2 separate regions of the Mus musculus genome follow, and region 2 is linked to region 1. The links are chromatin loops, found by intact Hi-C in ENCODE. Cell type or tissue: left cerebral cortex. All regions are shown on one strand. Links, peaks and the distances in the headings refer to the core of each region. The heading gives the core; the rest is flanking DNA. Region 1 overlaps Sbk1 (SH3-binding kinase 1). Region 2 overlaps 1700123J17Rik (RIKEN cDNA 1700123J17 gene).

Region 1 (15,092 bases), core at 4,746-12,745:
TCCTGGGAGGCCCCAGCCCTCGAGTATTGGATGTAGGAGCAGGCCTCCGCTGCGATGGTGCTGCTGACATTGAGCAGAAGGGTCCAAGTGCAGGCAGGTTGTGGTCCTGGGCAAGCCAGTGTAGAGGGTAGGGACAGCCCTGAGGGAGGCCATTCAGAAGCACATCGTCACCAGGCTAAGATGCTGTCCTGGGAAGAGAGGGGATCTTGCCAAGCACAGATTGTAGGGTGTAGGATCCCTGGAGATGGGGTCCTCGTGCTGATGGGCAGCTAGGCAGGTTTCTCGTTTGCTTCCTCTAACAGCCCTGTCACCTGGCCTCAGCCAGCTGTCCCTTCTGCTCCCCAGCTCATGCAGGGTTGAGCCTGGTAAAAGTTTTATCCTTCCTTCCCTCCTTGCTCAGCCCCCACCTCCCCACAGAGATTCAGTTGTTCAGTCAACAGAAATTTACTAAGCACCTGCTTTGTGCCAGCTGTCATGTGAGCTCCTGGGGACTCCACAGTGAACAAGACCAGGCCATAAAATCCCTGCCCTCTGGGTGCTTCAGTTCGAGTGGGAGAAGGACACAGTTAATAGATGTCATCATAGTCAGTGAATTATATAATGAATTCAAAGGTGCTCCATTCTACTGGGGAGAAAGAGAGCAAGCGTGGAGGAAGGGAAGGTGGGACGTGGCCCTAGTTTGGAAAGTGTCACCCAAGCAGAACACTGACGAAAGATCTATGTGGGCCTTGGAGGGAAGAGCTATTCAGGCAGAAGGAACAGCTCCAGGCTGGGATAGGGCTGCTGGGAGCAGCTGGGAAACGGTTGGGGGTGGGGCGTAGCAGCAAGTCAAGGGGGTGGGGTGGGGTGGGGTGGGGTGGACAAGGCTAGTGGAAAGACTGGTATGAGATGGGCTGCGGAGGGAGTGGAGAAGGGGTGACACTGGGTGCTGTGTCTAGACTGTAGCCTGGCCCAGTGGCACACACCTGCAGTCCTAGCTACTTTGGAGGGTGAGACAGAAGAATTGGAAGTTGCAAGCTAGTTTGGGTCAAGGTCGAATACCATCACTACTGTGTGGGTTCTGGAGTTGCTTAATATCAGTGAAAACCCTGTTCTTATTTTCCCCTTGTCAAAGCAGTGTACTGACTGACTGTATCCAGTGATCTGGAGCCCAGAGGGCAGGGTAACTGGTGACTGCTGCTGTGTTCTCCCAGGGGCAGACTAATTATTTGGCAAGGTGTCCAGCATAGCAACATGGTCCGAGCTCTCTGCAAAAATTCCAAGCCCACTCACCCTTTAGCCTACATGCCTGTTTCTAGAAGCTCTGCACAGATCCACTCAAATCCACTGAGTGTCAAGTTGCTCCTGTGCAAGGCCGCTTGCTTTTTATAGCAATAGCATGGACACTGGAGACTCAGCTCTGCAGTTTACCCCGCCTGCTGCCCCGCTGGCTACTCTTCCTCAAGCCAGGCTTCAATGGGCGCTGTCCAGGCCTGTGGTACTGAACGTGGGTTGGAGGGAGACCTGGGGCCCAGAACTGAAGGCTAAAAGTAAAAAAGATGATGTGCAGGCCAAGAAACTAAGGGTTCAGTCCTGGCCCAGAGACTGACCTTGGGTAGGCTCCTCCGAGCCTCAGCGTCCTGCCCTGTGAAGAGGGAGTTGCCACAGAGATTAAGTGGCAAAATGAATGGTAATTTTTTGTTGTTGGTTTGGTTTGTTTTTGTTTTTTTCGAGACAGGGTTTCTCTGTGTAGCCCTGGCTGTCCTGGAACTCACTCTGTAGACCAGGCTGGCCTCGAACTCAGAAATCCGCCTGCCTCTGCCTCCGGAGTGCTGGGATTAAAGGCGTCTGCCACCACGCCCGGCATAAATGGTAATTTTTACCACTTCACTTCAGAGGTGGTAGCGCAGTGGTTAAGCTTGGGTCACAGCATGGTGATGGTTGGTTCTAATGCTTCCTAGATGGGTGATCTTCTATAATGATATGACCAAGCGGGGCTTGGTGGCATATACTTGTCATCCCAGCTACTCGGGAGGCTGAGGCGGGAGGGTCAAAAGCTTGAGGACAGCCTGGACTACATAGCAAGACTCTTGTTTTAGAATAAAAAGGGCTGGGGGGTGCAACACTTGCCTGGGCTCCATCCCAGCATTAAACACAGACAGAAAACAATGCCCGTGCCTAAGTTTCTTCATTTGTAACTTGGAGTCAGTAATATTCCCCACACTATGAGGCAGTGGAAGAACTTGATGGGCCCATGGGATTCACCCATCAATGTCACTTTCTGTTGGTATCTCCAGCCTGTCCCCGGTGACCAGTGCTCCTCACAGCTGCTTCTCTCATGCCACCTGGACTTGGAGCTGTTAGAGGACAATAGCACTTTACCCCCAAAGACAGCCTGGTTCCTGACCTATGACTGGTCGTCAGTCTGTCTATCTACAGAATGGAGCCAACCAACAGTCCTTCACGTGGTGCTAGAAAATAACTGTGTGCCTGCAGGGTCATATTCAGGAAAGCCAAGATATAAAAAGTTACAACTTCCAAACACGTAAGGAATTATTCACCGGCATTTGTCACCCCCTGGCTCAGTGCTGGGAATAGCAAGATGATTAAGGCAGGGGCTGGCTTTCAAGGAGCTCTCGGCTCTCTCGCTGGGTTTTAGGTACACTCGTCTGGAGTCTAGCTTGGGAGTTATATAAACTCATCAGCTGGCTTAATTAAGCCCGAACAGAAACCCACTGATTCATGAAACAAATGTCCAGGAGTATAGCTGGCCTTAGGCGTGCCTCGTCAGCACGTCTCTGCTGCTTCCTTGTCAGGCAGGTTTCCCCATTGGTGTGGCCTGCCAGCTTCCAACAGCTGTAGCCCTGTGTCCTCTGGCTTGGTCTCACACCCAGAGTGAAGGATGCTGTTTCTCCACAATTCCAGCAGACAGACGTCCCCAGGGCTTGGCTGCAGGGGTCACCATGGGGCACGTGTTTATCTTGAGCAGATGGAATAATGCATCCCAGAGTCAGGCCTGTCCCTGATAGTGGTGTAGAGAGCAGGGCAGGACTGGTACCCAAAGAAAGGGGAACTGATGCCAAGCAAGGCAATACCACATGGCTGTTCAAGGAGCCTCAGCCGCACTGCGAGGCCAGATGTGCTGGTGTACATCTGTAGTCCTAGCACTCGGGAGGCAGAGGAGGGAAGATGGAGAATTCAGTGCCACTCTGGCAAGACCCTCTCTTAAATAACAATCCAGTGATCCAAATTCCGTTGCAGCTGTGTGAGCAAGGCAAAAAGTGAGTCAAATCTGACTTTCAGTCAGGCTGGGCGGGGTGTGGGGCAAGGCACAGTGGCAAGCTCGTATGAAATGCCACAGGCCGTTATGTGTGTTAACTGAAGTGCAGATAAAAAGCGGTTCATTGGGGCTGGTGAGATGGCTCAGTGGGTAAGAGCACCCGACTGCTCTTCCGAAGGTCCAGAGTTCAAATTCCAGCAACCACATGGTGGCTCACAACCATCCGTAACAAGATCTGACTCCCTCTTCTGGTGTGTCTGAAGACAGCTACAGTGTACTTACATAAAATAATAAATAAATCTTTAAAAAAAAAAAAAAAAGCGGTTCATCCAATGGAGTCTAAGGACTTGTGAGGGAGGCAGCACGAAGGGCTGGCGTGTGGGGTCAGGAGACTGCAGCTGAAGCTCACTTGCCTTTCACTGATGGACGGAGGAGAGGTCACTGGGCTGCCCCCACTCAGTTCTGAAATTCTACCACACAGCTATTTGCCGCCCCCCCCCACACACACACACAGGGAGGGTGAGTAGTCATATCCAGAGAAGCCAGGCTTGTATTCAGACACCCCTGGAGTTTGCCCTTGCGTGGGACACAGTGTAGGTCCAGGGCCTAAGGGAGAGGACCTGAACATAGGACAGAGAATCTTGGGAGTCAAGTGTAAGGACAGAAAAGCTCAGCTGGAGCCAGACATTGTGACTCGCTCCTGCGATTCCAGCCCTTGGGAGTCAGAGGCAAGAGGATCACAGGTTCTTGGCCAGCCTGGTCAGTCAGGGTAAGAAAACAAACAAAAACAGAAGGCCTGGTCCTGCCTCACCTCTCATAGCGCCCGGCCCCCCACCCCCAGTTCCCACAGGTAGCTTTAGCCTCTGTTGCACCCCAGAGATGAAGGATGCTTTTCTCTGTGCTATGTTTGCCTTGCAGGACTGGAGCTCCAGATCTGGACCCAGCTCTGCCAAGTGCCAGCTTTGAGTCCTTGTGCACTTCAGCAGCTATCTTGGTTTGCTTGGTGCTTCTGCCACCAAGGATCTCTAAAGGGTGGTTTACAATGAGCAGGTGCATTTCTCAGTTCTAGAGGGTAGGACATCAAGGTCAAGGGCATCCATGGTAGGGGGTGGAAAGGGAACAGAGAAAGACCAGGATGAGCCTTTTAAAAGAACCCAACCTCTAAATAGTTTCCAAAATCTGTCTTCTTAAAAAACCATACTTATTAGTATGTCGTATCTGTGGTGCATGGTACATGTTTACAGGTGGGTACACACATGCTTAGTGTGCCTGTGAGGATCAAAGGACACCTTTGTGAAGTCAATTCTCTCCTATCTTAAAGTGTCTTGTGGACATCAAACTCAGGTCACCCAACTGTAAGCACCTTTAAGCGCTGAGCCATCTCACCTGCCCCGCCCAGGTCTCACCTCCTTAGCCTTTGTTTGTTTGTTTCTTTGGTTGGTTGGTTTTGAGGCGGGTTCTATGTAGTTTACAGAGATCCACCTTCCTCTGCCTGCCAAGTGCTGGGATTAAAGGTGTGTTGCCCCAGTATCTGGCCAGATCTCACTTAATACTGTTCAAATGACAGAACCCAGTGTGGAGGCACAGGCCTGCAATCGCAATACCCAGAACGCTGAGGTAGGAGGAACAAGACTTTGAGGCCAGCATGGGCTATGCAGGGAACATAAAAGGCAGTTAGGTTTCACCGTTGGACTGGAAGGGTACTCCTGTAAAAGTGAGAGTATAGCAACCATATCATACACGGTGGTTGTTACCTAAGTCTAGCCCACCATGCGTAGAGCAACCAGAGTGCTCAATAAATACAGCGACACCATTCTCCCACCAACAGGCTGAGGCAAGCCCTCCTCTCTGCAGATGGGTCACCCTCCACCCACTCCTGTGAGTGCATTTTTGTCCTTGATCTCTGTCACCATTCCTGGGGAGTCTGGCCATGTTCCAGGCAGGTGCAAAACATAGTTCTGTCTACTGACTGCATAGCCCTTCCTGAGAATAGCAGTAGTTGTTGTGACAAGCCACAGTTCAGGGGTGGAACACGGAGATTCACAGAACAATACAGGGTGGGTAATCTTCACTCCTCCTGGGTGGACATCTAGTGGGGGCTCTACCACATTTTAGGGTTTGGGAGTCCTTTGCTCAAGTCAGCATCCAGAAGGCTTCTGCAACTGGAAAAAGTCCTGAGCTGGCAGTAACACGTCACTGTGTTACATCCCAGTGTGGGGGAGGGGAGCCAGCCACATGGCCACATGAAGGAAGGATTGTGACTTTGTAATGTAGAAGAGGAGACTGTTTGATAACAGCTGGCTGGCTGCCACAGCCACAGCCAAGTCACCACACTCTTGAGCCTCTGTTATTATCTGTGGAACAGAGAACATCATTCGATAGTGACAGTGGCTGCCCGGGTTGTACATTTACTGAAAGCTTTAGCGTGTTCATGGGTGTATAAGTCACCCCTCAGGTAAGCTGCACAGGCAGCTCCTTGCCCTCTCCTCAGTGTTCTTGTGAGGACTTAGCCAGGAAAAGGTTGCCAGGGTGGTGGTGTTGCATGTGTGTGCATGTCTGTCTGTGTGACTGTTTGTCCCTGTGACTGTATGTTTGATGTCTGTGTGTGTGTGTGCATACGCTTATGGCTTGTGTGTGTTTGTCTCTGCTTATGGTGAGGTATGAGCGTTCCGAAGCACTGTGAGCTGGGTTCTCTGCTGGGTGTAGCATCACAGGGTGGCACCCAACCCAGGCTGCCTGCCAACAGGAAGTGGTAGGCGGTTCAGTCTTGCTTCTTGCTTGGGAAACCCTCCCCCATTTTGGTGGCCCTCCAGCATGTGTCAGAGCCAGGACTGTCGTGCCTGCACGCTAGGATGTCCATCTCTGTCTCCTGGAGTGTACACATCAGATGGTCAAGACAGCAGCCCAGCATCTCCCTGGTGGGTGGGGGAAAGTTCCAGATCACTACACAGATGGGTATCAAAGCCAGTAGAGACACACCCTGGAAGGGTTCCACCCAAAGGGTCTCTTGGGGCCGCAGTTACCCGGAGTGTGGGAGGATACCCTGCTGAGCACAGGCTGGGAGGAAACAAAGGTCAACAGAGACCTCTATTTCCTGGTTGCTGGGCGTTCACAGCACAGTCTATAGGTACATTCAAAAGGGTGTGTGTCAGGACCTGGAGAACAGTGACCCCCTAATGTCAGATATGTCTTTATCCTTCCAGCCACTTAGGAGCTAGACATGTCATGCTTCACTCAGTCTCAAGTTGTCACACCAGGAGTCACGTGACATCACTGTGAGGGTGACATGGGTATCCTTGGCAGAGGTTCCACCCAGCTACTGCAGGATCTGGGTGTATTGTTCCCAACACTTGTCTTGGGAAAGAACTGATTTAAAGGATGGAGTTTAGATCCAGTTCCAGAGCTAGCTGTGTTTCTGTGGGTACGCCACTTGGTCTCTGCGCTTCATTACATCATGGAATAACAGTACTATTATATAGCGTTCAGAAGAATTGTGGAGTCCTTATGACTGGTTGGCTGCAGTAGGCACTGTCAAGTTAATGTTTTTGTTTTCTTTAATGTGTGGATGTGTAAACTGAGGCCCAGGACTGGCCATAGGTCACTCGGCTGAAATGGCTCACAGAAGGATCAAGGCCCAGACTGTTCCAAGTTCAAGCCATCTCTGTAGCTCCCCACCGTGTCTTTAAGTCATGCTTGGTAACTGGGTCAGAGACAGTATGTACCTGAGGGATGACACAGCAGCATCAGGGACAGACATGTAGATTCAGTCATTCCTTCTGCTGACACCTTGTGGAGAACATGACAGCAGGAAGAGAAGGGCTGGGTGGCCCCAAAACTTACCCAGTAAATTCAGGGTGCAATACAGCATGGGTTGGGATCTGGTTTGGCCTCTGCCTTCAGGAGCTCTTGGCTTGTTGACAAGTAGGCACAGCTGAGACATCTTCCCCAACCTGGTCAGCAGGGGAGGCCCAGATGAAAGCTCTTGAGTGCCCATGACATGCACCTGCTGGGGCAGCAGAGGTTGATAGAGAAGGACCCAAGGACAGTGCCATTTGAGGGATCAGGCAGGGGAGCAGAGTGGGAAGTAAAGAGTGCTTAGGAACAGTGGCAGTCTAGCAGCTTCTAAAGTCTGCAGAGGCAGTGCGTTGCTTGAGTGCCTAGAGGCCCAGGGTCAAGCACTTAGAGGGAATACAGCCTCCTGCAGCTACCAGCCAAAGTCCCAGATGACACAGAAACATCTGAGGTGACCTAGCAGAGCTGATGCTCTAAGTCGGGGAGTTGTATCAGAGAACACGTGTCTGCACACCAGGCCATCCGTCTCTGTCTCCAGGAGTGTACACATATCAGTGGTTAGGACAGCAGCCCAGCATCTCTCTGGGGGTTAAGGAAGACTTCAGATTAAGAGGGCCGGGCTGTCCATTCCTCAGAAACTCTCAGGAAAAACTCCACACTGTCCTTGAAAGGTTAGAGGCAGTGGCCTGGGGACACTTCAGAATTGGTTTCCTTTCCTTTTTGAGATGAAGCTAGCTAACTTGTCTTCCTCACCAGGTAGGTGGTGGACGTTTGACAGAACTCATGGTCCCTGAAGCTGAGAGGGCCTCCCCTCCCTACTTCCCCAATATACCCTAATCATGGCCGTGTTAGAATTGTAGCCTGGGGCTGGTGAGATGGCTCAGTGGGTAAGGGCACCCGACTGCTCTTCCAAAGGTCCAGAGTTCAAATCCCAGCAACCACATGGTGGCTCACAACCATCCGTAATGAGATCTGACTCCCTCTTCTGGAGTGTGTGAAGACAGCTACAGTGTATTTACATAAAATAATAAATAAATCTTTAGAATTGTAGCCTGGAACTGGGTAGGGCTGTGGACACTGGCCACAGAGCCCAGTCACACAGAGTAAGGGGAAGCTGGGCTGGGTTTCCTACCATCCTCTGTGGTTGTGAAAACACAGCCACACCGCAGACGAGACTCCCGGGTGACACTGTGGCATCTAGAGTCAAAATAAAACTCAGAAAAGGCTGCAGCTGGGGTGGGGCAGTTCTGGGAGAACAAGGTCTAGGAACAGAGCTGGTTCATGAATGGAAAGAACAGGAGTCTGGGGAAGTAGAAGAGGTGGGAGCCGGTGCAGGGAGGGGGCCTCTGGTCTCAGCCATTGCTGAGGATGGCACAGATGGAACTCCGCCCATGGCTGGTGGGAGGCCAGGAAGTTCCCGCCTGGTGTTCCTCCTCTCTGTGTGAAGTGGGAGGCTGGGTCGTGCTGCCTAGAAGGAAGGAAGGCCGGGAAAGGGCTTGCCCTGGAAGGGAATGGCTGGCCAGGGCTTGGGGGGGGGGGTGTAGCGAGGTTCTAGCACCCCCAGCTTCCAGCTGGAAATGCACAAGTAAGCATGGGTGTATGGTCCTAGCAACCCTGAAACCCAGGAGCAACTACACCATCCTTACCAAATCACCTCATGGAGCCTGGTCATGCTGTGGCAGAGCCTGTCTGGAGCTATGACTGCAGACTTGGCATGGCACACACCTACAGAGAATTTACTGAGTACAGGTGCTTCGTGCCTAGTTAAACCCCACAGTGGCTCATGGGAAGTTGTTCTGTTAAATCTCTTGATAGAGGAGGGAGCAGGCACACATGCAGCCAGCCCAAGGACATCCAACTAGTAAGTGACATTTGGTATTCAGACTCAGCCTGAGGCTTGTAGGTCACGCCTCCTCTCAGATGGGGCAGAGGACTTGGTATAACTGGTGTGGGCAGGGGGCTCTGGGATGAGAGGCAGCCGACAGGAGGTCTTAGTGTTGGCCTCTGGCTGATAACACTCAATGCACATTCGAACACCTGCCCAGTGTACCTGGGAGAGGCTCTGCTCCCAGCACTCGCGTGTGTGCTCGCGCGCGCAGACACACACACACACACACGCACACAAAGCTAAGAGAAGGTTCTGGATGGCTGCCTGGAAGATAAGGATGGAGACAGAGCAGGCTTATACTGGGACAAAAGGAAACTCTTGGGATGACAGATAGACTCATTATGTTGATTGCAGTGATGGATTCATGAATATTTATGTGTTAAACTCATCAAATCGTGTTTTAAATATGTAGTTTATCATATACCAAGCAAACCCCAGTAAAGCCACAGAAAAGTGAAGCAAAGTCTAAGGTGGAAAGCAGAAGTGAGAACCCTGAATTGGGCGTTGGCTTTACTATCACAGAGTCAGACCCCAGCCTTGGACGTCAGCTGGGGTGGGCAGAGGATGATGGTCTCTATGGAAACACAGTAGCTGTGAGGGGTATATGCATGAAGACGATCCCGGCTGTGGACATAAAGGGGTCTCAGGCTGGGACTGAGAAGGACAGGCAGGACTTCTGTGGAACAGGTCCCAGGGCCTGACCTGTGTTGTATGTACCAGAAGGGATTGTGTTTTCCCCAGGGATGCCATTGATCATGGCTGCATGTGTTGTTACTGTGTGGCCATACTGGCACTCTCTTGCCTGTGTGGGGTCAAATGGGGTGGCTGAGGTAATTGATACGGCAGAGGCCACCATTCATTGGCCCTAGCCCTGCTCTTGAGCCCGCTCTGCCTCACTGTGAAATGCCGCTTGTATGTTCATCGTGTTTATCGCCCATCTTTCTGATGCGCAAACCTCAAGGGCAAGGATCTCGTGGATTTGTGCAGTGCTGGATCCCCAAAGGCTCTGATGTCACCTGGCAAACAGCAGATGCATCATCATCATATGTGAATAAGGCTAGGGCTGTGGGTTAGTGACAGATCGCATGCTTAGCATGTGCAGAACTGTAGGTCTGACCCCCCTCTCCCAGCACCACCCACAACAGAAACCCAGAACTTGTGAATGGAAACATATGTGTGGCTACTGCTTTGTGGCATAAACCTGTGTGCTTGCTGGGGACTGTGTGGGTTAGTGTGAGACAAATGGGTCTGTGATACACAGTGCTAACGAGGGACAGCGACTGTCTCAAGAAACTTCGGGGATGGTGTCAAGATTAATGACGTTTAACATCCCTGTGGCCCAGCTGGGAATCTCCTAGGTGCTGGGGGGGGCGGGAGGAAGATGGCGAGGGGGCTTGTCACTCATCATGCCGTACCCCACAACAGGGAGAAGATGAGCGTGGGCTGCCCTGAGCCTGAACCGCTCCACTCCCTGCCTTGCTGTGGGCCGGGGGCCGCCCCTGTACCAGGTGCAGGTGTGCCCCTCCTCACAGAAGACATGCAAGCGCTGACCCTACGCACACTGGCTGCCAGCGATGTTACCAAGCACTATGAGCTTGTGCGGGAGCTGGGCAAAGGGACCTACGGGAAGGTCGACCTGGTGGCTTACAAGGGCACAGGTGAGTGTTGGTGGGGTGGCAAGGTATTAAGGTTAGGGACATGCCTGGACAGAGGGCCAGAGCAGAAGGAGTTGACAAAGTGCCCAAACCAAGGCTAGGCTGCTTTGGGGCCATCTGGCGCCTTTGAGACAGATGAGCCTAGGGACATGCAGGAAGTGGTGCTAAGAACATTGGTGACACCTGATGCTGAGGAGCTGGAAAAGGTGAGGACAGGTCTTTGGGGACAGGACACCTTGTTTAGAGGGTATGGGGAGATAGCCCTATGGGACACAGACCCTGAAGTTCAGCCAGTCAGCCAAGGTCACAGCACGACAGTGTGTTTGAACTAGGATGAGACCCTGTACAGGCAAGGCAGGAGGAGTCTCTCGGACAGAGGACTAAGGCAGGAGGAGGAAAGCTTGCCTGGGTGCGCCCTAGTGCTTTCTGTGTGACCCTGGGCAATGGAACCTGTTCCTCTATTTAGGAAAGAAGGTAGGGCCTATGATGTGTAGCATTGTTGCTATTCCATAGCTGTGTGCCCAGTAAGGTACACATGCCTGCCCAGTTTGGAGGGCTAGTTCCTTATGGGGGATTCTCTTATTCACCCATTGGTAGCATTTGATGAGCCTTTGTGTGGTGAATTCTGGAGACTCTGGTACAGGGCAGGGCCTTATGTTCAGAGAGTCTTGTTCTAGCTAGGGCGATAAATACGACAGATGAGTAGACTGGATGTAGGGAAAATAGCTCAGGGTAGAGGCTGTAAGCCTTCCTGCTGGTTTTCAGTCAGGGGTTGTAAGGTAGAAAACGCAAGTCAGCCCTGCTCTGCTCGGTGGGCTTAGACAAGTCTTTTACCTGAGTCAGTTTTCCATCTCTGCTTGAGGACATCGTGCTGACCATGGCCACTAGCCTTACTGCAGGGACAGGTTGGACAGCCAGGTGTGGGAGTCTCACTGTTGTTGTTGTGGCCCTGCCAGGCACTAAAATGGCCCTGAAATTTGTGAATAAGAGTAAGACAAAGCTGAAGAACTTTCTGCGTGAGGTGAGCATCACCAACAGCCTGTCGTCTAGCCCCTTCATCATCAAGGTCTTTGACGTGGTCTTCGAGACCGAGGAGTGCTATGTCTTTGCCCAGGAGTATGCACCTGCTGGGGACCTGTTTGACATCATCCCTCCTCAGGTACTTCAGAGAGTGGCAGAGAGAGGGGAGATGGGCTTTGGGGCTGCCAGCGTATGGAAACCTGGAAGGAGTTGGATCAACCGGCAGGCTGGGTATTGTATGCGTACCTGTCACACCTCTAATCCCAGCAATTGGGAAGTAAAGCAGAGGCAGGAAGATCATGGGTTCTGTACCATCTTGGGCTGAGTAGTGAGACCCTATCTCAGCAAATCCGGAAGTGTAGCTTAGTGGTAGTGTTTGTCTAGCATACATATAAGCACTGCAAATAATAAATATGCAAGTGACCAAGCATTGAGACCGCAGAGGTGTCTCTGGAGCAAATGGGGGAGGATCCTAGTGCTTAGTTGGGGTCTTTCCACTTGGGTAAAGTCGAAGTCAAAAGCCACCTAGCAGAGGAACAGGACGGGTATCCTACCAGGTCCGGAGGAGGACAAACAGGCACCAGGATCAGGGCAGGTTCAGAGGCCAACAGGAGAGTTGTGACCTCCAAGTGGGCAACTGACAGGGTCTCAAAGAAGGAACTGGGGCAGGGCCGGCGGGCCTGGTCTACCCCTGAGCAGTTCTCTCTGTTCCCAACAGGTGGGGCTCCCAGAGGACACGGTGAAGCGCTGTGTGCAGCAGCTGGGGCTGGCGCTGGACTTCATGCACAGCAGGCAGCTGGTGCACCGTGACATCAAGCCCGAGAATGTGCTGCTGTTTGACCGTGAGTGCCGCCGTGTGAAGCTGGCTGACTTCGGCATGACGCGGCGCGTGGGCTGCCGTGTGAAGCGCGTGAGCGGCACTATACCGTACACAGCACCCGAGGTGTGCCAGGCTGGCCGCGCCGATGGCTTCGCGGTGGACACGGGCGTGGACGTGTGGGCCTTTGGCGTGCTCATCTTCTGTGTGCTCACTGGCAACTTCCCGTGGGAGGCTGCATCGGGTGCGGATGCCTTCTTCGAGGAGTTCGTGCGCTGGCAGCGGGGTCGCCTGCCGGGGCTGCCATCGCAGTGGCGCCGTTTTACCGAGCCTGCGCTGCGTATGTTCCAGCGGCTTCTGGCGCTAGAGCCTGAGCGGCGTGGGCCCGCCAAGGAGGTCTTTCGCTTCCTCAAGCACGAGCTCACATCCGAGCTGCGGCGGCGGCCTTCCCACCGCGCACGCAAGCCGCCTGGGGACCGCCTGCCAGGGTCCCTGCGCCTTGAGGCTCCCGGGCCACTCAAGCGCACTGTGCTCACCGAGAGTGGCAGCGGCTCGCGGCCTTCCCCACCCAGCGTAGGGCCCGTGGTACCCGTGCCAGTGCCAGTTCCAGTACCCGTGCCTGAGGCTGGTCTGGCTCCGCCTGCACCCCCGGGCAGGACCGACGGCCGCACGGACAAGAGTAAAGGGCAGGTGGTACTGGCCACGGCCATCGAGATCTGCGTCTGAGCCGCTGCAGCGCAGCTGCTGCGGGGAAGCCGCGCGCTCTAACCCGTACTGGGGACAAGGAGCAGTCTCTGCGCGGCAGTGGGAAGGAGTAGCGTAGACTAGGAGGCCCAGACACCCCGGTCGGTGGTGGGCTGGTGACATAGCTAGTAAATGACCATGCGTACGGCCGGCCTCAGCCTAGAGGAGCCGAGGCCCCTGACAAAGGCTGGGAGCTTGTGGGCCAGACTCTGAGCTCTGGAACCTGAACACTCCTGGCGCTTCATACCCCTTGGCAGATAACCCTACAGTATTCCATCCAAACCTGGGCACAGAAAGGGGGCTTTGGTGTCGGGCAGATATGGGCATGAGATCGATCCTTAGAAACTGGCAAAGGACAGGCACTGGGTTGATAACAGTGGTCTCCAGGAGGTCAGAGGAAGAGGCCAAGCCCTTTAAATGTAGCAAAAGTTGTGTGCAGGAACAGACCCGATTATCTAGTGATACCCCTCACTTCTTCCTGCTGATGGGAACTTTGAACCCAGGAGGGAGAGCTATTACTGCAGCCACGAGGCTTTTGGGAACAGAGCTCCAATGTGTGCCCCTCCTGGGAGTAAGGGAGCAGATGGCTGGGGAACAGGAGGCTCGGCACTCCTGTGTCCCCAGGGCAATGGAGTCCATGCACAGCCCAGCTGCTCCCTCCAGAGCACTCCACAAGCAGGGAAACAGTTGTGACAGCTACTCCTGGGTTTCTGTTGCCGTCACATGTCAGCCTGGGTTCTAGGCCAGTACCCTTTCAGGGGCAGAGCAGGTCACTGAAGTGAGGAGGGAGTGTGATGTGTGTCTAAGTGTCCAGACACCTCACCAGGCAGCTGCCAAGAGCCAGGCCTCTGTTTTAGCACACTCCTCAGGGAACCCCAGGAGGTACCTGCTGTTGGCTCCGGTTCTTAGGCAGCAAAGCAGGGATCCACCCTGCCCCGGCTCTCCTTTGGGACCCTACACAAGAGGCTTGAGGGACCCTTGCAATAACCTCAACACAGGCAGGCTGTGCCTTCTGCCTGGCGCCACCCAACTGGCCAGCCTGGGCTGCCTCTCCTAGGGTCCCTCCAAAAAGTTCCGGGTCATTCAAGGAGGTTCCATCTTGGGGCTGGCTGGCTAGCTAGCTACAAGGGGCACCAACCACCCCTCAGCCTGGAGCCCCCCACCTCTACACACCCCCTTACTCCCACCACAAAGGGCTATAGGTCTCCCTGCCCTGCCTGAGTCCAGTTTACAAACTGTGGTTGCTCCAGGGCCTGGTCCTACTCTCCTGGGGTGCCACCACTTCCCTAGTGGACACAGGGCCACATATGCCAGGTAAGTAGCAAACCCCTCCTCCTGCCAAGAGCCGAGTCTCAGAAGGCCCCCATCACTGCCCTGGCCCACCTGGGGCCATTAGGCCCTCCTTCCCAGCCGCTGCCTCTCCTCTTGCCTTAGGCCTCTCCACCCTGATCTGCAATAACAAGGAAGCGAGATTCCACGGTAGACATCCCGCATCCCACAAGCGCCCCTCTCTGTTGAGATCCTGTGTGGGAGGCTTCTCCCTTGTAGTATCTAGGATGGTAGTCCTCAGAAGAGACCTTAGGTACGTAGCCCAGCCCCATTGTTTAGAGGCAGCAACCAGCCTGACCTGGAACAGGACTCGGACTGGGTCAGCCTCTGCTCTTGCCACCGCTGGTACTGTCTCTGTCGGTTGGGTTGGGACCCTTTGCCCCTTAGGAGAGGTGTTGGTTACAGATGTTTACCTCAGTTTGAAGAAACAAAACTGTTGAAGAAACAAATAATAATAATAGCAAAAAATTAGTAACACGGTAGACATGGAGGCTTAGAAGACAAACCACAGAGGAAACCTCCCCCTTTACAAGTTTTCTGTGAAGTACAGTTTGTTCACGTACGCACACATATGTGTGCATCTCTGTC
Region 2 (15,092 bases), core at 3,404-11,403, 52 kb before region 1:
TTCTTTTTCCTATTGACTTTATCATATTCCTTCTTCCCCCTTCTTTCCTTTTCAACCCCTTACATAAGAAAGAAAGAAGGATAGAGAAAAGAAAAGAAAAGAAAAGAAGAGTAAAATAAATAGCTTCCTTAAATGGCATAACAAACATTTAGTACCCATTGAAGGACACTGCAACCAGATCTTGGGGGCCACCATTTGAAAACAGCAGCACCAGACCAACCCCCAACACAAACACAAGACCAAGTCCCAACACACATGCCCCAGGAGCTGTCTGCTAAGTCTCACAGTTTTCTTTAAGCCCTGCTGGGCTTATTTGCCTCCTCTTGGAGCTTCCTCCTCTATCTCTTCTTGGGCCTTCTTGGACCTATAGGCTATGAGTTTCCTCTCCTTCCCCTAGGCTGGCTTCCTTACGCCCTTCTTGGTCTCTGTGACCCTGTTCCTTCTGTCTCTCATCTCCTTCCTAGAAGTCCCCCAGCTTCTTTATACTGTCCTGAGCCTGTACAGCGACCTTGCCTTTCTCAGACAAGTTCACAGCTCTCTCCTGGAGTTTTAGCCCCTCTCCTCGGGAGCTGCCTGCTCTGTCTCTTCCGTAAGCCGTCCTGGACCTCTAGGAATCCTTCTTTGGGTGGAGCTCCTACACTTAGCAACCCTGTCCCTCTTAGCTCCCTCTTGAAAGTCCTGTAGCTTCTCAATGTCCTCCTGGGCTTCTCTCTGTCTCAGCTCCCTCTTGAAGTTTATAGGAACGCCCCTTTCAGCCGAGTTTACTTTGCATCCCTTTCCCTTGGCTCTCCACCAGCTCAGACTTTATTAGAGTCTTTCTGTCCTCCCTGTCCTGCTTGGTCTCAGTACAGCTCAATGGCCAAAGGTGGCACACTTGTTTTCTAAATTCTCTCATACAGTCACAACCTCTGCCACAGCACAAACAAATGATTCCCAAACCTCTTAGACATTCTCTGCTCTGGACTTCCAAAAGTCTCTTATCTCTAAGATTTTTTTTTAAGGTTTGTTTGTTTGTTTGTTTGTTTGTTTATTGATTGATGGTTGTGAGCCTTCTTGTGGTTGTTGGGAATTGAGTTTTAGGAACTCTGCTCACTCTGGTCAATCCCGAGTGCTCCCTGCTTGCTCCAGCTCAAAGATTTATTTATTATTATACATGAGTACACTGTAGCTGATGTCAGACACACCAGAAGAGAGCATTGGATCCCATTATGCATGGTTGTAAGCCACCATATGGTTGCTGGGATTTGAACTCAAGACCTTTGGAAGAGCAGCCAGTGCTCTTACCCTCTAAGCCATCTCTCTAGCCCCCTTTTTAATTCTTTCTTTTGGTTTTTGGAGATAAGATTTCTCTGTATAGTCCTGGATGTTCTGGAACTCACTCTGTAGACCAGGCTGGCCTCGAACTCAGAAATCCACCTGGCTCTGCCTCCCAAGTGCTGGGGTTAAAGGCATGTGCCACCACTGCCCGGCCTTTTTTCTTTTTTTTTAACATAAAGCTTTTATTGATTGATTATTTAGGAATCTTACATCATGTACCTCATTGAGCTCACCTCCCAGTCCTCCCATTGTCCACCTTCCCTCCACCATGATTAACCCCCAAAACAAAGAAGAAAGGGAAGAGTCCATTTTGTGTTATCCGTATACTCACTGGAGCATGGTCAGCTTCCTAATGGTCGTCCCTCCAAGAGAAGATGAATCTTCTTCCACCTGCACCTGCACCAGAAGCCATCAACTGTGGAGAGAGAGCCATGCTTCACCATCTTTTTTTTTTTTTTTTTTTTTTTTTTTTTTTTTATTTATTTATTATATGTAAGTACACTGTAGCTGTCTTCAGACACACCAGAAGAGGGCGTCAGATCTCCTTATGGATGGTTGTGAGCCACCATGTGGTTGCTGGGATTTGAACTCCGAACCTTTGGAAGAGCAGTCGGGTGCTCTTACCCACTGAGCCATCTCACCAGCCCCCAATGCTTCACCATCTTCATCATAATTTTTTTGTAGTTTTCCTTGATGGCTTCCTCTGTAGGTTGTCATTGCGGGGGTGTGTGGAGTGGTGTGGGGTGGAGGGAGGAGTTGCCACAGAAGCCTTTTATGTTCCTCTTTCTCAACTGTGCATCTGCTGTCATCTGTCACTGGTAACACTTCAAGACTAGCTTCCTTGCCCTTCACAGTCAGCAGGAGCACAGAGCCGAGGCAACAGCACAGACCACAAACACCTACTTGTTCTCCATAATCAGCATGCACCAAGGACCTCTGCCTGGTCTCCTGTGGCAGTACAGACATCGACACGACATGGTCCTCTGTCAAAGCACAGGCCACTGACAGGCATGCAATGCAAGGAAAGCATGGACCATGGAGGTCTTTTGAAAAGGTCCAATCCAGAAAACGGACCATTCTTCATCTAGAGTATCCTTTCCCTGTCCAGCACCAGTGCAATCATGTGACCAGGCAGTTTGTTTAGAGGCTGAGTCTGAGCAAGCTCCAGACTGTGGCCCATCATCCTGCTGACCTACTGACCTACTGACCTACTGACCTACTGAGTAACGACCTGCTCCTCCATCAACTACAGCCTTGACTCACACACACCCCTCACAGCTGTCGTGGCTCCAGCTCCACCATGCTCCACTCCTCCATCCTTCCCACCTTTCCATCCCAATAGTGGCATTGGAAGCTGCTGTGGTATATCACACAATATACTCTTTTGCCCAAACAGCAGATTCACATGCAAATATTCATTAAAATGAGTTGTTGGTCTGGTTCAAGGCCTCTCTCTGACTTTTGCTACACCATTAATACTGGACCCTAGCTGAGACTCCTCTTGGTTATCCTGCTGTTGTCAAGTTATGGATGGAGATGCTGCAGCCATAGCCACAGAACAGGCCCCTTCATATGCTCCAACAACTCATAGATGGCGTAGGTGTTGGGGTGGACCAACTCAAAGCCCTGGATCTAGGTGGGAGCTGAATTGCTTAGCCTGGGTCTCTGCCAGACCACCACTCTTCCCACCTCTCTCCTTGTGGTCATGGCTGGTCTCTGCTTCTCTACTCTCTCCTTCTCTCTGCTTTTCTCTGCCTCTACTACTCTCTTAACTCCCCTCCCCATGCCCTAAATAAACTCTATACTATACTATACTGGTGTGTGTCTGGTCCCTCAGGGGGAAGGGATGCCTTGCCATGGGCCCACTGAGGCACCCCCTTCCCCCACCCCCCACACCTCCCTAGAGCATATTCTTTTTTTTTTTTTTTTTTTGGTTTTTCGAGACAGGGTTTCTCTGTATAGCCCTGGCTATCCTATCCTGGAACTCACTCTGTAGACCAGGCTGGCCTCGAACTCAGAAATCTGCCTGTCTCTGCCTCCCAAGTGCTGGGTTTAAAGGCGTGTGTCACCACTGCACAGCTTGCTAGAGCATATTCTTAGAGCTCTTTCTCTTTATGATCACAACATTCATTCTCAAAAAATGTCTTAAGACTTTGCTGTAAACTATCTCGGGATTTGTAAATTCACTGGGTAGGGTTAAAAATCTGTAATGAAATTTAGCTTAAAACTTTAAAACAAAAGGCTTATAGTTTAAAAACTATACGTGGATAATCTTTTTTCTTTTTTTGTTTTTTTCGAGACAGGGTTTCTCTTCTCTGTATAGCTCTGGCTGTTCTGGAACTCACTTTGTAGACCAGGCTGGCCTCAAACTCAGAAATTCGCCTGCCTCTGCCTCCTGAGTGCTGGGATTAAAGGCGTGTGCCACCATGCCCGGCTACATAGATAATCTTAATTGCTACAACATACGACATATGTGCTTCAACTCTTGTTTGGAATATACTGTATATATAACTTGGATGCAACTCTTGTTTTAAAAATAGATTTATAGGAAAATAGATTTTTTTTTTTTTTTTTTTAAGATTTATTTATTTATTTTATGTAAGTACACTGTAGCTGTTTTCAGACACACCAGAAGAGGGCATCAGATCTCATTACGGATGGTTGTGAGCCACCATGTGGTTGCTGGGATTTGAACTCTGGACCTTTGGAAGAGCAGTCGGGTGCTCTTACCCACTGAGCCATCTCACCAGCCCGGAAAATAGATATTTTAAATAGCAACTATATGGCTTGCCTGTCCTGGCTGATGACCTCATTAGGATGAAAGCAAAGGTGTGACTGGCAGGCATCTTAACTAAGGTTAAAAACAGATACATGCCTTGCGACTTTACCACCACCCTGATTAAGATGACCATATGGTATAAAACAACCAAGGCAGCACTTATAAAACTTCTGAGACCTCTGATTATCCTTGTAGCTCCATTTTAGACCAAGGAGACAACAGCAGATCTCCAAACTGTTTCGGGTTAGGATGGATTTTTATGTGATGATGGATTCCTAAGGGTTAAAGGTCTGTCTACTTGGAATAACAGAAACCCTCTTATCTCTAACTACTTACGACCTTACTAACTGCTCAGCACCAGGCTTCTAGATATAGTTGATAAATAAGGTTTATAAATTCCTATGCTCTACTCAGATTAACAGTAACAGCCTTAAAATATATGTCTAGCATCTTTGTCTTTGGCGACTTTATTAAGCTTTAATTATTTGGATAAACTAAGTCTTACAAGAAACTCGATTTTCTGTATCCTATAAAAAGGATCAAAAAATTCCCAGTCTTCCTATGGATTGTATTTATAGTTTAAAGTTTACTGCATTGGTGGCTTAAAGTTTTATTTTGATGATAAAAAAAATCTTCAATTAAATCTTCAACTTAAAATTTTAAGACTCAGCTGTAAAACCTTAATCTTATAAAAGCTGCTGGCTTGCTGTAACTGTTAAAGATAAGTAAGACACACAGGTTGATGCTCAGTCGCGTTATAAAGGATCAAATTCCTTAGTATGCTCAAACCTAGGCTCATAGTCAAGCTAAGTACAAATGGAATTCATTTACAACAAAAGCTTTATTTAGCCTCCTGTATGCGTTTCCTTTTCCTTTTCCTTTTCCTTTTCCTTTTCCTTTTCCTTTTCCTTTTCCTTTTCTTTTTCCCTTTTCTTTTCTTTTCTTTTTTGTATAGCATACAGTTTATCCAGGGCATAGGGAGGGGAGTTGAGGGAGTAGAGACAGAGAAAGGCAGAGAGAGAGAGAGGAAGAAGAAGAAGAAGAAGAAGAAGAAGAAGAAGAAGAAGAAGAAGAAGAAGAAGAAGAAGAAGAAGAAGAAGAAAGTACAGGGGAAAGCCAGGCCCAAGAAGTGGGAGTGGGTGGGTAGGGGAGCAGGGCGGGGGGAGGGTATAGGGAACTGGGAACTTTCGGGATAGCATTTGAAATGTAAATAAAGAAAATATCTAATAAAATAAAATTTAAAAGAAGAAGAAGAAGAGGAGAGGAGAGGAGAGGAGAGGAGAGGAGTAGAGGCTGGCATGAGCACATGGAAAGAGGGGAGGGGAATGGGAGGGGGGAAGAGGGGAAGGGAGCAGGAGCAAGAGAAGAGAAGAGAACAAGAGAGCAAGAAAGCCTGTATGTTTTCAAGGTTAAGCCTAAAGCAAGTAACTAAAAACAAAGTTTGTTTAAAATAAGGTGTACTTAATTAGCCGGGCAGTGGTGGCACACGCCTTTAATCCCAGCACTTGGGAGGCAGAGGCAGGCGGATTTCTGAGTTTGAGGCCAGCCTGGTCTACAAAGTGAGTTCCAGGACAGCCAAGGCTACACAGAGAAACCCTGTCTCGAAAAACCAAAATAAATAAATATAATATAATATAATATAATATAATATAATAAGGTGTACTTAATAGATAACTGTCCTCAAATTCTTCAGAGATTTGCTGAATATGGCATTCAAAATATGTAATAAAAAGGCTTCCTATGGTAGACAGAAATTCCAGCTCCTAGTGGCAGCTCTAAAGTTTTCAGAGAAGACAGTGGGGCAGATAGCTCCACCTGGGCTGTGGTAACACTAATCACTGGGCAGAACTGCCCCACGCCTCTCCTACCCCAGAGCTTTGCCCACACTGTGGACAATGTTGAATTGACTGCTCTACGCTTCCTTGCCGCAGCCAGTCAGCTTTCCCAGGTTCCTTCTCCACAGGAAAACGCCTTAGATCTTCCTGTGCATCAAGCTAAACATTTAATGCTGTTCCCTGAGATAGTTGAAGATAGTCTACTTCTCTCCCCAGTGAAGCCACTGAGACCATTGGAGCCTAGGTCAACCGCCTAGGTAGTGGGTAAATCTCTGACTTTTTAACTAATACATAGACCATTTGGACATACTTCTTGTTTTAATTCATTCTTCTCAGATCTCAGATGATATTGACAGTTAATTCTGACTTTACGTTAAGAGCAGCAAGCAAACCAATCCCCTCCCCCAAGGCTGCAGCTGACTGGTCAGTCCGTTATACATATAAAACTAGGCCTTGGGCCTCACTTTTCTAGAGCTACTAGGTCTCCTGCTGAGAAAAGCAAATAGACACTGTTTAACTTGTTGGTGGACTTCACTCTGAAAAAAATAAACTCCCAAAACAGGTTTCAATATAACTTTTTACTCTTATTTAAAGCAAGAAGCTTGCTTTAAAAATGGCTTCTCTCAGTCATCAACCACTTGTGCCTCATGGTAAACAAATATAACTCAAAGGCATTGGTTTACAATGTGGATTTCAGGACAGATTACAAGCAGTGGTAATGCTAACACAGCTAGAACCTTTATCTCTTTTTGTAAACTTGAAAAATGCTTGTACCTTTCAGGAAGTTGACTTGGATCCATCTCTCACAAGTCAAGCAGACTCCAGATAAGTGCTCCTGTCAATCAACAGCCTAACTTTCCCACCTACTGCCCATCCCTGAGGGTGAGCTCCCCCTAGTCTTGGGACTCCTCTGCCCCACCAGGTACCAGGACCATGGGCCTACAAGTTTCAATGTATACTCAAGATGAAAACCTTCCCCTAAACTCCTTAGCTCTACCTTCTGTCCCTACACTATATCTGTCCCAGCAGGTTTCCAACTACAGACTGCTCCGAAGCAGCCTGCACCGGATGGCTCTCATGCAACCTGCATGTCCCTATTCCCAGGTGGTCCCACAGAACCTGAGCATTTTCAATGCTATCCCAAAGGTCCCCCATACCCACCCCCCCAATCCCCTACCCACCCACTGCCCCTTTTTGGCCCTGGCGTTCCCCTGTACTGGGGCATATAAAGTTTGCAAGTCCAATGGGCCTCTCTTTGCAGTGATGACCGACTAGGCCATCTTTTGATACATATGCAGCTAAAGACAAGAGCTCCCAGGTACTGGTTAGTTCATATTGTTGTTCCACCTATAGGGTTGCAGTTCCCTTTAGCTCCTTGGGTAATTTCTCTAGCTCCTCCATTAGGGGCCGTGTGACCCATCGAATAGCTGACTGTGATCATCCACTTCTGTGTTTGCTAGGCCCCATCATTCAAAGATTCTTTCGGCTCAGTGATTTGGTAGGTCTGGCCGCTGTTGCTCTGACCTGTGGCAAGTTGTATGTTATCACGTGGGCACAGAGCTGCTCCTTGTGCATCACACTGGTAAAGTGCTTGCTTAGCTTGTGCAAGGCCCTAGCTTCAACATCCAGTAAACAAAGCACTCAGAAAACAAAACAAGCTAACAACAGGAACAAAAAACCTTGCTCTTTCCAGTCAAGGAACAAAAGAGGAAGGGTCCAGGGTTCAAGATCCCTTCAAAGGCAAGCCTCTCTCCCCTAAGGGCCCCCGAGGACTTCCTGCAAACCCATTCTCTCTAAGTCTCTGCCACCTCCCAACCGCACCATCCAACTTCGTCCCTCTGGCACTACTGAGCTGAAGGAAGTGAACAGCAGCCGTTGTCGCCTGAGGGAGGATACTTCCAGCCAAAGGCTCAGGAAGTGTGAAGACACTTGAGTAGTGAGAACAGCTGCTTGTATCTTTCCCACCGGCTTTCCGGCTGGTTCTGTTTCTTTTGAAACTTCCAGTTCATGGTCTGTGGTTTGTAAGTCACTGTCCTGGTAAGAGCTAATTTTGTATTGCAGACATGGCTCTTTGTGTTACACACTTTAAAAATAGTTTACCACTTGTTTTGATTTCGTTTCTAGTACCTATTACTGTGTGACTCCTCACTTCCTCCAAGTACTAGATACCGAACCCAGTATCTTTCAATTTTTGACAGACACATTTATAATTCACCAGCTTGGTTACTGACCTAGAAAACCTCGCTTGTGTTTCAACATTTTTTGTTTGTTTTGTTTTATCCAGACAGGATCTCAACATGCCAACTGAGCAGGCTTTGAACTTATGGCCCTCTAGCCTCTGCCTCAAGAATGCTGGGATTACAGATGTGTGCCGTCATGCCTGGCTCATTATTCTTTTTAAAAATTCATTCATATTTTATTCTAATTATTTTATGGGTTTTATTTTTAACTTTGAAATTCTTGATCCATCTGGTGTTTCCTACGCCTTAAACAGTGAGGCATCTGGACAGTGAGAATCTAGATTTATATCTTTATGAAGACTGTGAAACAGCCCGCCCTCGTACTTATCTGAACCCTTTGGCTCAGACCTATCCCCATCCTTCTGAGCTGTGTGAAGCAGAGGCTGCTGCTTGTAGACTCCACCCACAGGGAGCCCTAGAGGAGGGTTGCTGGGCTGGAGGCGAAGGTTTGTAAGTGTTACAGCTCTGAGAGGAAAGGCAAGTGTTGCATCTCTGAAGAGCTGTCAGGAGCCAAGGAATACCACAAAGGCGCCTTGCACAACCAACCTCACACAGGGCATCTATTGGGGAAGACACAAGAAGGTGGCTGCTGATTCCTTCTGCTTGGGTGAGAAGCGGCAAAGATTGGAGCCTTGAGGGCCTTAGGGAGAGGACAGAGGACTTCTAGTTCCTAGGCAATGGGGCCACTTTGAGATGGCTGGAAAAGGGGAGCTTTAGCCTCGCCACCACTTTCTCAACTCCACAACCAATGTAGTCCAAAGAAACACCTTGTGAGTTCAGCAGCTTCCTCTTGACTGCTGCTCACAACAAAGCCAGCACCTTTCCCTCTCCCAACCACACGGCCAATGCCAGAACCTTCAGGTTCTACCGAAAAATCCTAGCCCTGGCCATAATGGGTTGGAAGGAGAACTCTGCAAGGTTAGTTTGACTGGTGAGCTCTGAGATTACCCAAATGTGCCATCCAAAGGGAGATCCTGCTTCCTGCTTCCTGCTTCCTGCTTCCTGCTTCCTGCTTCCTGCTTCTTCCTCTCCAGTGCCAGCCACCTCACCAAGAAAGCATCCAAACCTGGGGCAGGATCTGGTTGTTGCAGTTGCTTTTTTGTCAATCTGAGACAAGCTACCGTTATCTGGGAAGAGGAACCTTAACTGGAAGAAAGCCTCTATCAGACTGGCCTGATGACTGGCTGATGTGTGGAAGTCCCAGTCCACTGGGGATGGTACAACCCCTGGGTGGGTGATGCTTGATCATATAAGAAAGCAAGCCATGGGGGCAAGCTAATAAGCCATGACTGTCCTTGAAGGAGTCTGCTTCAGTTCCCACCTCCAGGTTCCTGCTAGAGGTCTTTAAAGCTCTTTGTCCTCAAGTTGCTTTCGGCCATGGTGCTTTATCAGAGCAATAGAAAGCAAGTAGGGACTGGGGCCACTGGGCTGGGAATGAAGCACCCTCCCTGAAGCCACCAAACTACTATAGGGGTGGCTGACATCGAGGAGGAGGGGAGGTTGGTGAGCAACTTTACCCCTTCGAGAGGGGAGCGAGTGGAGGCTGAGCCTGCGGAGGAAGGCCTGACCTCGAGGAGAGGGTGAAGACGGTGACTGGAGTTCCCACTGCTACACCACTGCACTGGCACATGCATGTGGATTTATCTCACCGCCCAGGCACCTACCTGACATCCTCTGAGTGGCTCCATCACACTCCGTGCTCACAGGGCAGGGGCATCTCTCCTGCTGTCACTGGCATTGCCGCAGCCAGGGAAGGGCTCTACTTATTATCTAGAGGTCCTGGAAGGCAGACTTAGAGCTGGGAGATCCTTAGCACAGGGAGCCCTTGCTATCCCCTGCAGCTGTGTAGAAGGCGGTGCCCTCCCCGTCCCTGCTCTCTGCCAGGTATTAATGTACCCTTCCTCAGATGTGTGCCACTCAGCATCACCTTACTGGGTTGCTACCTGCACCCCACCTTATCTGAGACCTCAAACCTCCCATCTAATCCTCCTTCCTGCCTCACTGCTTTAGCGCTCAGCATCATCTTGTCTATGACCTGTGCTCTGCCGCTGGACTCTAAGCTCCGCAAGGGCAGGGATCCGATCTGTTTTGTTCGGTGCCCAATCGTCCATATCTGGAACGTGAGTGCATATAGCAGCTATATGCTACAAAAAGAAATATCTTTTTATCGCCATCTCACAGCTACAAAAAACTGAAGTTTGTAGAGAAAACACTTGGCTTTAGCAGCAGCCCCGGCTTTCCAAGTCCAGATACTCTGTGCTTAATGTAGACTGCACTGTGGTCACACAATGCTTATTGCTGCACTGTGTGGGAGGCTCAGATGGACCTAGAGAGAAATGGTTAAACAAGTTACAATTTTAAGCCTCCTGTAATGGTCCATAAGTGAATTAGCACAGATCTATACGTGCTTATATGGAGTGACCTCAAGAATATTAGTGAGTCAAAACACAAGGCGCCCCAGAGTGTTTTGGAAGTCTTTTCAAAAGAAATAAACAGAATGACCATACATCTCAAGCCTGGGTGTGTAGAGAAATGTCCTAGGAGACTCTGGAGGAGCCTGGGGTCTCTACCCAGAGCAAGTTATTTCCATCCATTTTGTATTGTTGAAATTTAAAATCTTGTGCATGTTTTTTTCCTCTTTTCAACAATATAAATCCTCCAGAAAGTTTAAAAGAAAGCCTCAGGATTTGTAAAAAATAAAATAAAATAACAGACCCCTTCTCTACCACCTGAGCTTGTATTCAACTGTTTCTAAAGTCAGGGAACTCAACCCTAACTTTGTCCCTTCCATTTGCTTCTCTCTCTCTCAAAATATTAATTATTATAAATAAGTACACTGTAACTGTCTTCACAAATACCAGAAAAGGACTTCAGATCCATACTTTCGAATGTTTCTGTCAGCTAGCAGCAAAAGAGATTAAAAAAAAATCAGTTCCCAGTTGCACAGGCATGGGCATGGCGAACATCTGGGACAGAAGTGGGGTGTAACTGAAGGGAGAGAGACAGGCTAGGGTACAAGCAGCAATCAGGAGGACCCAGCTCCAAACGGAGACTCCTCCCACCTGCTCCTGCCTTGTAACTCGTCCATATTGGACCTGGAGGACAGAACTCTAAGATGTAAGGCTGTTTTTATACAAAGTCTTGCTATGTAACCTTGGATGGTTGGAAGGTGTTATGAAGACCAAGCTGGGATCAAACTTATAGAGATCCACCTGCCTCTGACTCCCAAGTGCTGGGTTTTTGTTTTTTTTTTTAAAAGATTTATTTATTATTTATTATATGTAAGTACACTGTAGCTGTCTCCAGAAGAGGGCGTCAGGTCTCATTACGGATGGTTGTGAGCCACCATGTGGTTGCTGGGATTTGAACTCTGGACCTTTGGAAGAGCAGTCGGGTGCTCTTACCCACTGAGCCATCTCACCAGCCCTTGTTTTGTTTTTAAAGATTTATTTATTATTATATGTAAGTACACTGTAGCTGTCCTCAGACACACCAGAAGAGAGCATTGGATCCCACTGTGCATGGTTGTGAGCCACCATGTGGTTGCTGGGATTTGAACTTGGGACCTTCAGAAGAACAGTCAGTGCTCTTAACTGCTGAGCCATCTCCTCAGCCCTCAAGTGCTGGGGTTAAAGGTGGATAGCACAAACTCAGCTTGTACGTAGTTTGTGGAACATTTGGGTCTACCAAGCAAAGATTCTGAGTTTTATCTGGAAATTTTGTAAATGCTTCAGTAAAGGTAAGATGGGGGTGGTCAATGATAACTCTAGGAAAATGCAAATCAGATTTAAAAGTTGAGCCGGGTGGTGGTGGCGCACGCCTTTAATCCCAGCACTTAGGAGGCAGAGGCGGCAGATTTCTGAGTTTGAGGCCAGCCTGGTCTACAAAGTGGGTTCCAGGACAGCCAGGGCTACACAGAGAAACCCTGTCTTGAACTGCCCCCCCCCAAAAAAGTTGAACAAGAAAGGAAATGTAATCCGAGCATAGTATGTGGCTAAGGTGTGAGTATTATCTACAAAGTTATAATAATGGAAACACAAAAAAACTAGTCGAACCAAAAGGATGTATAACACTGGAGGGATAAGGACAGAACTTGTGGTGTGGGGGAGAGGGGACAGTGGTAGAGAAAAGGTGCAGTTTCATTTTCTACATTAGGGTGTAAGGTCAAAGCCAGAGAAATGGAGAAACAGCTGTGTTAGCATCTTAGTTCTAATCTGGCCATTCAGAGAGTGGACCGACCATAAAGCAGCATCAGCAGCCGCGACGCGGTATTGGAAATGCAGAATCTTGGAAGCTGCCCCAGGGCTGCTTTGTAGTGGGCGAGGGGGGTGCGTGTGCTTCCACCACGCCCTGGGCATCGTGCAGGCGAGGCAAGTGCTCCTCGCTCAGCCACACCCCAGCCGCAGGACCCAGAGTTATCAAGGACCTCCAGAGATGCGCCTCACTTGGGGGCCTGGACACCTAGCTCAGAACCTGATTTAGAAAGAGAACAGCTGGGTTGGAGAGATGGCTCCGAGGTTAAGAGAACTGACTGCTCTTCTGAAGGTCCCAAGTTCAAATCCCAGCAACCACATGGTGGCTCACAACCATGCATAGTGGGATCCAGTGCTCTCTTCTGGTGTGTCTGAAGACAGCTACAGTGTACTTACATATAATAATAAATAAATCTTTAAAAACAAAACAAAACAAAACAAAACAAAACCCAACACTTGAGAGGCAGAGGCAGGTGGATCTCTATAAGTTTGATCCCAGCTTGGTCTTCATAACACCTTCCAACCATCCAAGGTTACATAGCAAGACTTTGTATAAAAACAACCTTACATCTTAGAGTTCTGTCCTCCAGGTCCAATATGGACGAGTTACAAGGCAGGAGCAGGTGGGAGGAGTCTCTGTTCAGAGCTGGGTCCTCCTGATTGCTGCTTGTACCCTAGCCTGTCTCCCTCCCTTCAGTTACACCCCACTTCTGTCCCAGATGTTTGCCGTGCTCATGCCTGTGCAACTGGGAACTGATTTTTTTTTTAATCTCTTTTGCTGCTAGCTGACAGAAACATTCGAAAGTGCAGAGCCGCCCTTTGCATCCTCCTACCTTCCCTAAGGACAAAAACAAAACAAAAAAACAAAAAAAAACAATAACAAGATGCCGTTAGGCAACAGAACCGCCAGCCTCTGCACAGCCGCACGAGAAACAGAATCTCTCCACCGATAAAGCCTGGACCAGATCTGGTTTGAGGCATACCTTTTTGTCTACGTGGGATGTTTCACAGGTTCCTTCTAGGAAGATAGTGGCATTCTTGCCAAGGTGCCTAAGCCACACTGTGATACATTTTAAGTCAAGCCTCTTCCAGGAAGCTGGCTTCCTACTTACGTTTCTGTCAGTCATCCGTCAGGCCTGTAGCAATCTGGCGTTGAACTCTCTTTCTTTTCCTTGTGTTTTATTGAACCACTCCTATATAGAGAAAAGGGAAGGACTATGGTGGTCATGGTGGTACACACTTAAGAGACTGGGGAAGGAGAATCACAAGTTGGAGGCTAGCCTGGGCTACAAAACAACAATCTTCAGGTTAAGTGTAGAGTCAGAGCCAGACACACAAACACTCAGAGAGAGAGAGAGAGAGAGAGAGATGAGACAGTATTTGCCTCTCTTTGAACTATGAGCAAGCTACGTTCCATCCTAGAGGTTCACTTGGGTTTTATTTAGGTTTTTTGGTTTTGTTTTATTTTGTTTTGTTGTTTAACAATTAAGTCAATTTATTTAAACAGTTGACTTAGGCATCTGCAGTGGTGACTTCAACCTCCACTCCTGGCTCAATACTGATGGAAGTAATCTGCTTAACGATCTCAGAAGGACTATGTAAATCAGTGAATTGCTTGTGGGTCCTCATCTGGAAAGATCCCATGTCTTGGAATCTTCACCACAAGGTGTTATTTTGGTAGTGATTCTCAGTGTCTTGGTAGGCATGCGAACCGGTCCTTTCACTTTCGGATTCCTTTCCTTTGTGCCTCTGGTCAAGTCTACATGTGAAGTCACAGGAGAAGGTTTTAGTGAGCTTTAAGGGCACCAAACAGAGAGGTGCTATGCCTGAGCCTCTAAGGGGAATGGGCTTTGTATCGAGTTGCTGCTGTGTGACTGCAGCAACTTAAGCATTTAGCATACTTGCTAAAATAGTTTTCAGAGTGATCCGTCAAGGGAAGGATTGGAGAAAGTCCCAGTGACTTATTCCTGCTCAGCATCCATGGTGGGTGGGATAGGGAGAATCAAAATATGGACTGAGGGGCTGGAGAGATGGCTCAGTGGTTAAGAGTATGGACTGCTCTTCCTGAGGAACTGGGTTCAAATTCCAGCACACACATGGCAGCTCACAACTGTCTGCCACTCCAAGATATGACATCCTCACACAGACATACATGCAGGCAAAACACCGATGCACATACAATGAAAAAATACATTAATTAATAGAAAATACGAATTGAGATGAGGGAAGGGTCCTACATGGATAACAGATAACAGGGTGACTATGAAACTGGGGAGTGTGAGGGAGTCCTGAGTCCTGAGGAGGACCCTAGCAAGTCTGTCCAGCATACAGTTTGTTCCCAAAGGCTTCTGTTCAAACTGTGTTTGAGCCTGGCATCTGCTGTGTCCTGCGTAGGGACAGGGAAAAGGCCAGCTTAGGGTTAGATGGGCTGGGGAGGTACGTTAGGGTTTTGCCGTTGTGACAAAGTACCTGGCTGAAATAACTTACGGGAGCAAAGATTTGAAACATTGTTCTGGGGCTGGAGAGATGGCTCAGCAGACAAGAGCCCTTGGCGCTCTTCTATAATTGCACTACCAGCACTGTATGTGGAGGTGTTGAGGTTAGAAGTCAGGGCCCTGGAACAGAGAATTGCCACGAGTTCCACACCAGCCTGGGTTACCAACTAAGA

Evidence for each region. A loop is a pair of places that touch in the nucleus more often than their neighbours do. Peaks named below come from ENCODE experiments on the same cell type or tissue, not always from the same donor. Only the 100,000 strongest peaks of a DNase experiment are listed, where the experiment ranks them.
Region 2: a loop joins it to region 1, with 3 times the contacts of the local background. A loop is called at or near these places in 3 of 42 quality-filtered maps.

What each region holds. Positions count from the first base shown.
Region 1 is chr7:126,279,493-126,294,584 of GRCm38, forward strand. Sbk1 (SH3-binding kinase 1) reads left to right here. Exons shown (of 4, transcript NM_145587.3): 2 at 10,365-10,597; 3 at 11,551-11,753; 4 at 12,333-15,092. The coding sequence starts at 10,372. The coding sequence ends at 13,157. Among named protein-coding and RNA genes, the nearest start is that of Sbk1, 15 kb to the left of the region's middle. In left cerebral cortex, for the core only: no CTCF peak of the experiment used is centred there; DNase peaks (open chromatin) are centred at 5,536, 6,019, 8,438, 8,811 and 2 more places; H3K27ac peaks cover 3,152 bases.
Region 2 is chr7:126,228,444-126,243,535 of GRCm38, forward strand. It overlaps 1700123J17Rik (RIKEN cDNA 1700123J17 gene), which reads right to left. Exons shown (of 5, transcript NR_131046.1): 2 at 13,537-13,617; 3 at 1,649-1,732. Among named protein-coding and RNA genes, the nearest start is that of 1700123J17Rik, 12 kb to the right of the region's middle. In left cerebral cortex, for the core only: no CTCF peak of the experiment used is centred there; DNase peaks (open chromatin) are centred at 7,880 and 8,529; H3K27ac peaks cover 671 bases.